Regions from separate parts of the Homo sapiens genome. Here region 2 is linked to region 1. A link is a contact called in ENCODE Hi-C or POLR2A ChIA-PET data. All regions are on one chromosome and are shown on one strand. Each heading gives the region's core, a stretch centred on a gene start or an enhancer-like site at or near the end of the contact. The rest is flanking DNA. Distances are from core to core; before and after follow the strand shown.

The links. A loop is a pair of places that touch in the nucleus more often than their neighbours do. ChIA-PET counts read pairs that join two places held with the same protein, here RNA polymerase II (POLR2A). Pooled maps may share reads with other maps.
Region 2: a loop to region 1 is called in a pooled map, with 2.5 times the contacts of the local background. The contact joins two enhancer-like sites. A Hi-C loop is called at or near these places in 2 of 168 maps with a recorded cell type or tissue (naive thymus-derived CD4-positive, alpha-beta T cell and transverse colon) and 6 of 50 pooled maps. POLR2A ChIA-PET finds 5 or more read pairs at or near these places in 7 of 52 experiments (CD4-positive, alpha-beta T cell, GM12878, H1 and 4 more).

Annotation. Positions count from the first base shown.
Region 1 is chr6:111,713,364-111,717,536 of GRCh38, forward strand. It overlaps FYN (FYN proto-oncogene, Src family tyrosine kinase), which reads right to left. Exons shown (of 14, transcript NM_002037.5): 5 at 984-1,080. Among named protein-coding and RNA genes, the nearest start is that of TRAF3IP2, 110 kb to the left of the region's middle. Within about 2 kb of position 2,113, at least 4 of the 41 ENCODE cell types and tissues checked have a DNase peak (open chromatin) inside an H3K27ac peak, as active enhancers do; they include CD4-positive, alpha-beta T cell, where a contact is called at or near this core.
Region 2 is chr6:111,971,360-111,975,532 of GRCh38, forward strand. No RefSeq gene overlaps it. Among named protein-coding and RNA genes, the nearest start is that of LINC02527, 64 kb to the left of the region's middle. Within about 2 kb of position 2,117, at least 25 of the 41 ENCODE cell types and tissues checked have a DNase peak (open chromatin) inside an H3K27ac peak, as active enhancers do; they include CD4-positive, alpha-beta T cell, where a contact is called at or near this core.

The DNA of each region.
Region 1 (4,173 bases), core at 863-3,362:
AAGTCCTTCTGCCAACATGGAATCTGATTTGCTCAGAGAGCAGAGGAGAAGCAACCAGACTTGGTGGCATAGAAGAACTTCCTGGTGTGCCCCTCAGCCCCTGGGTGGCATTCTTTCCCAACCACCGGGAGCACTCATAGGGACGCTGGAGATGCCTGGCTTGCTGATGTGGAACCCCACCCCCCCACACTTTCTTCAGAACCTAGATTTTTTTCTGAAGGGCCTCATCCACATACACTGCCTCAATCTAATAGAGGCAGTATTTATAAACCCTAAGAAAATCTGACCCGTGTTTACTCTTCTTATGGAGGTACTGAATGTAGGATTTGAAAAGTGAGTGATCCTCACTCTTGAAATCTCCCCACTGCTTGTTTAACTGTTGTTCCTCCTGGCCAACATTAAACAACCATGCAGCATATTCATTCAAGAGTGGGTAAAATCACTTCTTCTAGCTCCAAAAGATTCCAGTCACTCCCAAATTTTTGTTATAGGGAAACGCCTCCACAGGCTTCACCAAAGAAATGTTTAGCAGTTTATAAAATAAAGAACTTGTTGCAAGCCTCAAGTGAGGGCTTAGCTAGTGTAACATCTGAAATGTGAAGAAAATCTCAAGGCAGAGAGCACGAAACGTGGGTAGCCAAGGCTTGTGCCAATCACTTGAAACTGTAGGTTTGTAGAAACACTCAGGGCTGTGGAGAGCGATGCTGGTGATTTTACAACCTTTAAACCTAAACCAAAACCAATAAACATGGACTGTGCTAGTATTTTTGGTACTCTCCAAAAATCTCCTTGGACACACAGTGCCATAAAATACTGCACTGTGTCACTGACTCTTCTTTTTCTCAAAGTATATTGTTGTAAACCAGTGAATTTAGCAAATGTTCTTTTAGCATTTCAGACATCTGAAGAGATGCAGACCAGAAATGCAAGACCCCTTCCCAACCTGAAAGGTATACATGCTTCTCCTCCCTCTCCAAACTTACGAGCTGTTCAATATTTGAAATTTTTCTCCTTTGTGAAAACTCAGGTCATCTTCTGTCCGTGCTTCATAGTCATAAAGGGCCACAAAGAGTGTCACTCCTGCCGAAACGAAATTCACAAGAAGGGAGATTATTACACAAGGGGAAATTAATTCCAAGAAATTAAATCTTCACTAAAATCTCATTCTCACAATCTACATCTAGCCAGCACTAATAACATGATGAAGTGTTGTAATTAACGTGTCAAAACCACAGTCACAGGGCTGTGTTTATGCCTTGGTCTTTGTAGGGGAAGCCTTACTGTATCTGAAAGAAACCTAGACCTGAAGGGCTTCTTTCTGTAATAGCTTTTAATGAGGGCTGAGGAGCAGGGAAATATTAAAATTGCATCCCAAACAAAAGGGCAGCGTCAGCGTCAGGGTTCAGGTTTGCAGGGCTCTGCAGCAGTTACTGACATCCTTTGCTGGTCGTATCTTCTCCTCCACTTGGAGCCTATGTTAGTTTCTGGGTAAAATGCACCACCCTTTCTCCTGGTAAAACAGTAACATAGAACGTAATAGGAAATGCCTCCTGCAGCTTGGGGAAATTTAGAGAAGACCGTTTCTGTAATATTCACCCCAATTAGAGGATGTACTGCCCTTGGCATCTGCAGTTCATTTTGCAGTTTTGTGCTGCTCGCCCCACTGCTGAAAATGGAACCCTCTCCCTTGTCCTCCCCCTACCTTGAACTCACCTCTCCTCACACTGTCTTGTAGCACTCACTCTTCCTCACACCCACCCTATGTCCTCTCATCTGGCTCTCTAGAGAGGCCCTTCCTGGTTTACAGAAGTTTGCTAGCAGCAGCAGAGAATATCCAGTGTCATTTGGCCTAGGATTTCCTCCATATAATTAGGCATAATTCTTTTTTTTTTTTCAAATAGAGACGGGGGTCTCACTATGTTGCCCAGGCTGGTCTCGAATTCCTGGGTGCAAGTGATCCCCCTGGCTTGGCCTCCCAAAGTGCTGGGATTATAGGTGTGACCTACTGTGCCCAACCCAACAGGCATAATTCTAGCATAGTCCCCAGTGACTCCTGCCTCCTAGTATTCAGTCTCGTGCAAGCCCCTCCCCTTGAGTGTGGGCTGGATCTAACGACTTGCTTCTACTCAACAGAATGTGCAGTCCCTTAAGTGACTAGGCTTCAAAAGATGGTGACTTCCGTCTTTCTAGCAGACTCTCTCTATTGCCACTTCAGCTTGTGTACTTTGATGAAGCAAGGCGCCATGCTGGTGAGGCCCATGTGACCAAGAACTGAGGGTGGCCTCTGGCCAACAGCCAGCGAGGCACCGAATCCTGCCAGCACTACATGAGTTTGGAAGCAGATCATTCTCAGCTAAACTGTGAGATGACTATAGCCCAGCCAACGTACCTTGATTACAGCCTGTGAGAGATTCTGAAGGACCGAACTGACCATTCGCAGATTCCTGACCCACAGAAACTGTAAATTTAGGTTTTATAATTTTAATTGATGTATGGACACACATAAACAAAAAAGCATGAAGGAAGATTTGGATCCAAGCGGTGCCACACTTTATGTCATCACTACAAGTGTTCAAGTGTAAAGAAAACCAGTTTTGAAACTATGAAATTCCTGATTCATAAATACACAGTTATTTCTATTTTAGTACATATAAGATAATACACTGTTATTAAAGCTCTTTTATTAAGGCAATTGCATATGTCTTAAAAGCAATGGTAAATTAAGTTGCCTTCCAAAACTGTGTACTTGTCTGGTCAGCTGTGTATGATCAGTTATCTACCTCAGAGTCTATTTTCTTTTGTGCTGGGACAGGTTGCTGGCCCTCCCTGTTTCCACAGCCCAAATCCTCCTAGCTCAGAAGCTAGGGCTAAGCAGTTATTTCTTTTGAGTATTTTTTAGTTCTTACATTTTATGCTTGTATTTGATGATAAATGTCAGTGACATTTCATAGTTTCCAAAGTCCTGGCTGCTCTGAGAAGTGTAGATTCTAGTGAAAATTACATAGTCATAAGATAAATTTGTTTTTGTTTTATTTTTTAAAAGTCACGGTATCACTGGTTCTATGCTCCCTGGAATATTACTGCTTTGTGAAAGCCCAGGCTGAACGCAGCACCCTCTGTGTACCTAGTACAGTTATAAACCTGGGTCTCCCACTAGTTGATACTTCTGCATTAGTTAAGGCAGAAATTTGATAGTTTGGTTAGAGGGGAGGGGAAATCTGTTGCCAGAAATGTCTAACTAAGTGCCATACTCGTCTGGGTAAGATTTGGGAAACATAACCTCTGTATATTAAAAAAAAAATTAGTTAAACATCATATAGTAGATAGCCATTAAATTATAAAAAAAATTATGAAGAAAGATCTTTTGTACCCGATTGAAAAAAAGAGATATAGAGATATCTATATGATCAAGAGAGTTAATTTTTTTTTTTTTTTTTTGAGATGGAGTTTCACTCTTGTCGCCCAGGCTGGAGTGCAGTGGCATAATCTCAGCTCACTGCAACCTCCGCCTCCCGGGTTCAAGTGATTCTCCTGCCTCAGCCTCCCGAGTAGCTGAGATTACAGGTGCCTGCCACCATGCCCAGCTAATTTTTTGTATTTTTAGTAGAGACGGGGTTTCACCATGTTGGGCAGGCTGGTCTTGAACTCCTGACATCGTGATCTGCCTGCCTCAGCCTCCCAAAGTGCTGGGATTACAGGTGTAAGCCACTGCGCCTGGCCGAGATTTAATTTTTTATTTTTGTTTTACTAGTGCCACAGACTTGCCAGTGGTAACTTATTTACCCCATTCAAGATAACTCTGTAGTTTTCTTTCCTAGGACTTGTTGTTAAACGTCAAAAGACATTTTTGAGCTGTATGTTTGATCAGACTGTTAGCTTTTCTGTTTTATTTCTTTTAAGAACCTCTGAATAAAAAACATCTGAAATTGAAAAAAAAAAGAAATTAAATGTGTTTTGTTTTAAGCTGCTAAGTTTTGTGGCAATTTGTTATACAGCAGTTGATAACTAATAGTAGTTCCCTGCAGTCTGCCTTTTCATTCTGGTCTCTCTGCACTTCAGAGTGCCTGCTATGACCTACAGAAATGACAGGGAGCCCACTTTTTTTTTTTTCTTTTGAGATGGAGATTCACTCTTGTTGCCCAAGCTGGAGTGCAATGGCGTGATCTCGGCTCA
Region 2 (4,173 bases), core at 867-3,366, 260 kb after region 1:
GACGTGCCACTTTGTACAGGGCTCAGCCTTGTTACTGTTTATCTGAGTAAAGAGCCCTCTTAACCTCGAGGCCAAGCACATTAGATGTTTTGTTTCAATTGAGTTCTCTGCAATGGTCCAGATTTCTCTTCATTTCAGAAATCCTCAGCACCGATATTGGGAAACTCTTGGCGTTTGTTTCCCCATCAATGAATGGGCCTAACACAAAGGAGAGTAAGATTCTTGGCCGTGAAGGACCTGGGGTCTGGAATAGATGTGCTCCATCTGCCAAAGCATTTTCCCCATATGGCTGAGATTTTTTTCCTACTAAAAAAAAGAAAAAAAGAAAAAAAATGACAACAACAACAAAAAACACTTACTCAGCAAACTGCACAGCAAGTCATTTGTGCCAATAAAATGACAGTCATCTTCAAGGCCACAGGCTAAAAATATGAATTATCAGGTAGAAATTGGCTCTAGGATAAATATATTTTTCTTCATTCCCTACTCCTTCCCACAATCAATCTCTCTCCCTCTCACTCTCTTTCCCATCCACACATGTGTGTGCATACTCATGTGCACACTTGCACACTCATAAAAACTGGAGTTTCCAAAATTTCCCAGTTGGTTGAGAAGCAGAACCCAAAGTTGGGTGAGGAAAAATGACTCATTCCCCTAGGTTTGGTTTTTACTGCCAGAAAGCAGATTTTCAGGAAGGAAAATCATATGTCCCAAGCCATCACCAAAGTAAAATCAATCAAATCCCCAGTGTCTGCCTCAGAATCTCCATGAGTCTGTGGTCTAGAGTCAGGCAGTGACTAGTGGTTGTGTGAGCTCCAGAATACTTTGCTTCGTCTTGTGGGATGTTATTTTCTAACAGCTATTGACAATTTTCATTTCCGCGTGGCAGGGTCCATGTGGTCAAAAGAACTTGACCTAAGCCTTATAAAATCACCAATGTGATGTTTTTATTTGGAAGCATGTTTTGCTGAGGCCATCAGAGTGGAACTGAGAGTTTAGTGGGCTGTGGTTCAAGGAACCACACTTACATGATGGTTTACAAGCAACTCAGCCTTCTCTGAAGGACGGCCTGATTTAGCCATAAGCGAAGAGTCTGGGCTCTGGAAGTTCAGTCTGAACAAAGACTGAGATAGGAATGCCTAGGGCATTTTTTGGGTCTCCATCTCCTCACCTGTGAAGTCATATGGACAATAATTAGTAAACAGGAGCACTGAAAGGATTGGCATTTTTGAAATGTTAAATGTTGTTTTCTTCAGCTCCAGCAACAACTGTTTCTTGTGACTTTCTGTGGGACTCTGAGGAATGTTGGGATGATAATCACAGGAACCAATGGCTGCCTCTGGAAAGCCCATAATTCTGCACATTCATGGAGCTTCACTCTGATTCCAAATCCAGAAAGACCACCATGTCACTTATGGAGACACTTGAAATCCTTTCCACATCTTCACTCATCACGCCTGGGGTGAGAACTAGGAATACGTGAATAAACCAATAACACGTTACTGAAGTCAGTTTCGAGTTTTGCCTGCTATGAACTTAGAAACAACTCCATTTCTCTCAGCACTAGATGGCCTGTTCAGAGTGTATGTGTGTGTGTGTGTGTGTCCTCATGTGTGCAGAGACAGAAAGAGACAGAGGGAGAGAACGCAATATTTAGTTTTGAAGATATTACACTTATAATTATGCTTTCAGAAGCCTGTTTCTGGGAGTACCACAGAACAATGCAGTTAGGTTACCCAAGGAATAAAATCATTAAATAGGGCCGTCCTCTGGTTTTTCCTCCAAACCACTGTCTGTGTGTTGTTCAGGGGAAAGAATCTCAGCTTATTCACAAGTGGCACTATCTTTCCACAGGATGTTCATTGTTTTGAAACTAGAAGAAAACCTCAACAGCTCTGAAGTATATAATTATGCTTTCTTATTACCCAACAAGAATGTTCTCGGGAGTGTTGTTGCGATGACTCGCTTGCGAGTGATCTGACGGAAGGAAGGGCGGCTGAGGAGGAGAGGAGGAGGGAGCAGAGCTTGCCTTCCATGCCACTTACTTTGTTGTCTGACAGCTCTCACAGATTTGTGGCTTGTCCTCAAGTAGACAGCCTAGGGAGATTTTTGGTCGAGGGTTCCCAGTCTCCTCCATGTCCCCCCACCCCCGCCCCACTGTTATCAGTGTAATAAGTGATTTCAGAGTATTAGGGGAGATTCCACTGCCACTGAATCATGTACAGACTCACGGCCAGATGATGACATCAGAAACATATGTGTTAGTCTGAAGGCAGGACTTTGCCTAGGAAATGAGAACAAGATCTCCAGCCGGAGAATTAAGGACCCAGAGGCTTAGAAACCACCCCAAGAGGAGAGCTTCTTTATCTTTCCCCTCCAGGCGGAAAGTCACCTAAAATTTTCTCCTTAGATGTTCACTGTGCTGTTTTTAAATATTTCTAGGAAAGCTCTTTTAGAAAGCTAGGATTTAAGTACTTCACAAACAAGGCAAAGTTTGCATGTAAGGGATAAACTCTGCATGCTCTAACTCATAATTACCATGATTTTATAAACCTGGCATTTCCTAACCAAGCTTTATTTTCATTTGGAGCAGTATCTGTAAGTGAATTCTTCATTAATCATGTTTGCCCACCCATATACCCACCTGTATTTTTAAAAGGTGTATTATTCCCAGATATGTGTTTATATAGACACATCACAATATTATTCCAAGTGCTTTTTATCAGGCCATGGGACACATTTCAAATCACTCTCTAAGTTGACATCATACTTGAGCCTTATGCAGACTGTGTGGTTTCCATAGTAACAAAATCACTTAATGGTGTGAGAAACATGTGGAAGATTATAGAAAAAAAGGAGAAAATCTGAATGGAACAAAAGGCAGGAGCTAAAGTCAAAATTTCTTGGAATGTAAGAAAATTTTTATTGTCGTTTTATTTATCTGAAAACATGAGTACAAACTCTCTTGATGCTACTGGGTATAAATTGTGTCAGTAAAGGATGACCTTTAAGCGTCCAAGGTCACCTTACCCCAAGCTATAGTCTTACAGATGCCTGCACTTCTCATTGTGTGTGTGTGTGGGTGTGTGTGTGTGTGTGTGTGTGTGTGTGTTTGAGCATATGTGTATTTCTGTATAGCTATATAAGTATATACACGTATATGCATTTGGAAGATCCGTGGTCTCTTTTTAAAAACTGGTTTCACCATCTTAGATCCGAAACAGGTAGTAAGGTACTTTCTGAAAGACTTACCTTATTTTCTCTTTGTGTACACACAAACACCAAGACAAGCTAAATTCTTATTTGGGTAAATAGTAATGGTGTACTTGGAAACACCTCTCATTCATTCAGTAATTTATTCATTGGAGACATTTATTGAACATCTCTTGTGATAGACAGAGTCCTTGTACCAGACAGAGAGCTGTAAGCAGACAATTATGATAACTGTGAAGTGTTATGTGGGTAATCTATGAAAAGTTTAGCATGTAATCTTCCTGGTCTCTTTCTTCTTCTTCTTTTTTTTTTTTGAGATGGAGTTTCGCTCTTGTTGCCTAAGCTGCAGTGTAATGGCTCGATCTTGGCTCACCACAACCTCCACCTCCCAGGTTCAAGCGATTCTCCTGCCTCAGCCTCCCAAGTAGCTGGGACTATAGGCGCGTACCACCATGCCTGGCTAATTTTTTGTATTTAGTAGAGGCGGGGTTTCACCGTGTTAGCCCGGATGGTCTTGATCTCCTGACCTTGTGATCCGCCCACCTCGGCCTCCCAAAGTGCCAGGATTATAGGCGTGAGCCACCGCTCCTGGCCCCTGGTCTCTTATTAGGTCCTCCCTGTGACAAAGAGCTCACATTTTCCATGTTTCCAGTCCATGGGAAGCTCAACTGGCAGCTTAGGTCCCTTGCCTAAGGGATTGCAAGCACTTTTGTAAAAGGGTTGGGTTGTCGGGTCTTTCACTTATTAGGTTCCATGAATGAGGAGATGTATGTTCCTAGCCCTGTTTCTCCTACTATTCTAATTAGATGAACTGAGTAGACAAAAATAAATACAACATAATCCCAGCACTTTGGCCTCAGAGTGATGAGGAGGGCAGGATTAGCTGGGGATTTTAAGACAGTGTCTATGTTGGTGATGCCTGATTAAGCAAAACACCAACTTTCCTGGACGATGCATTTC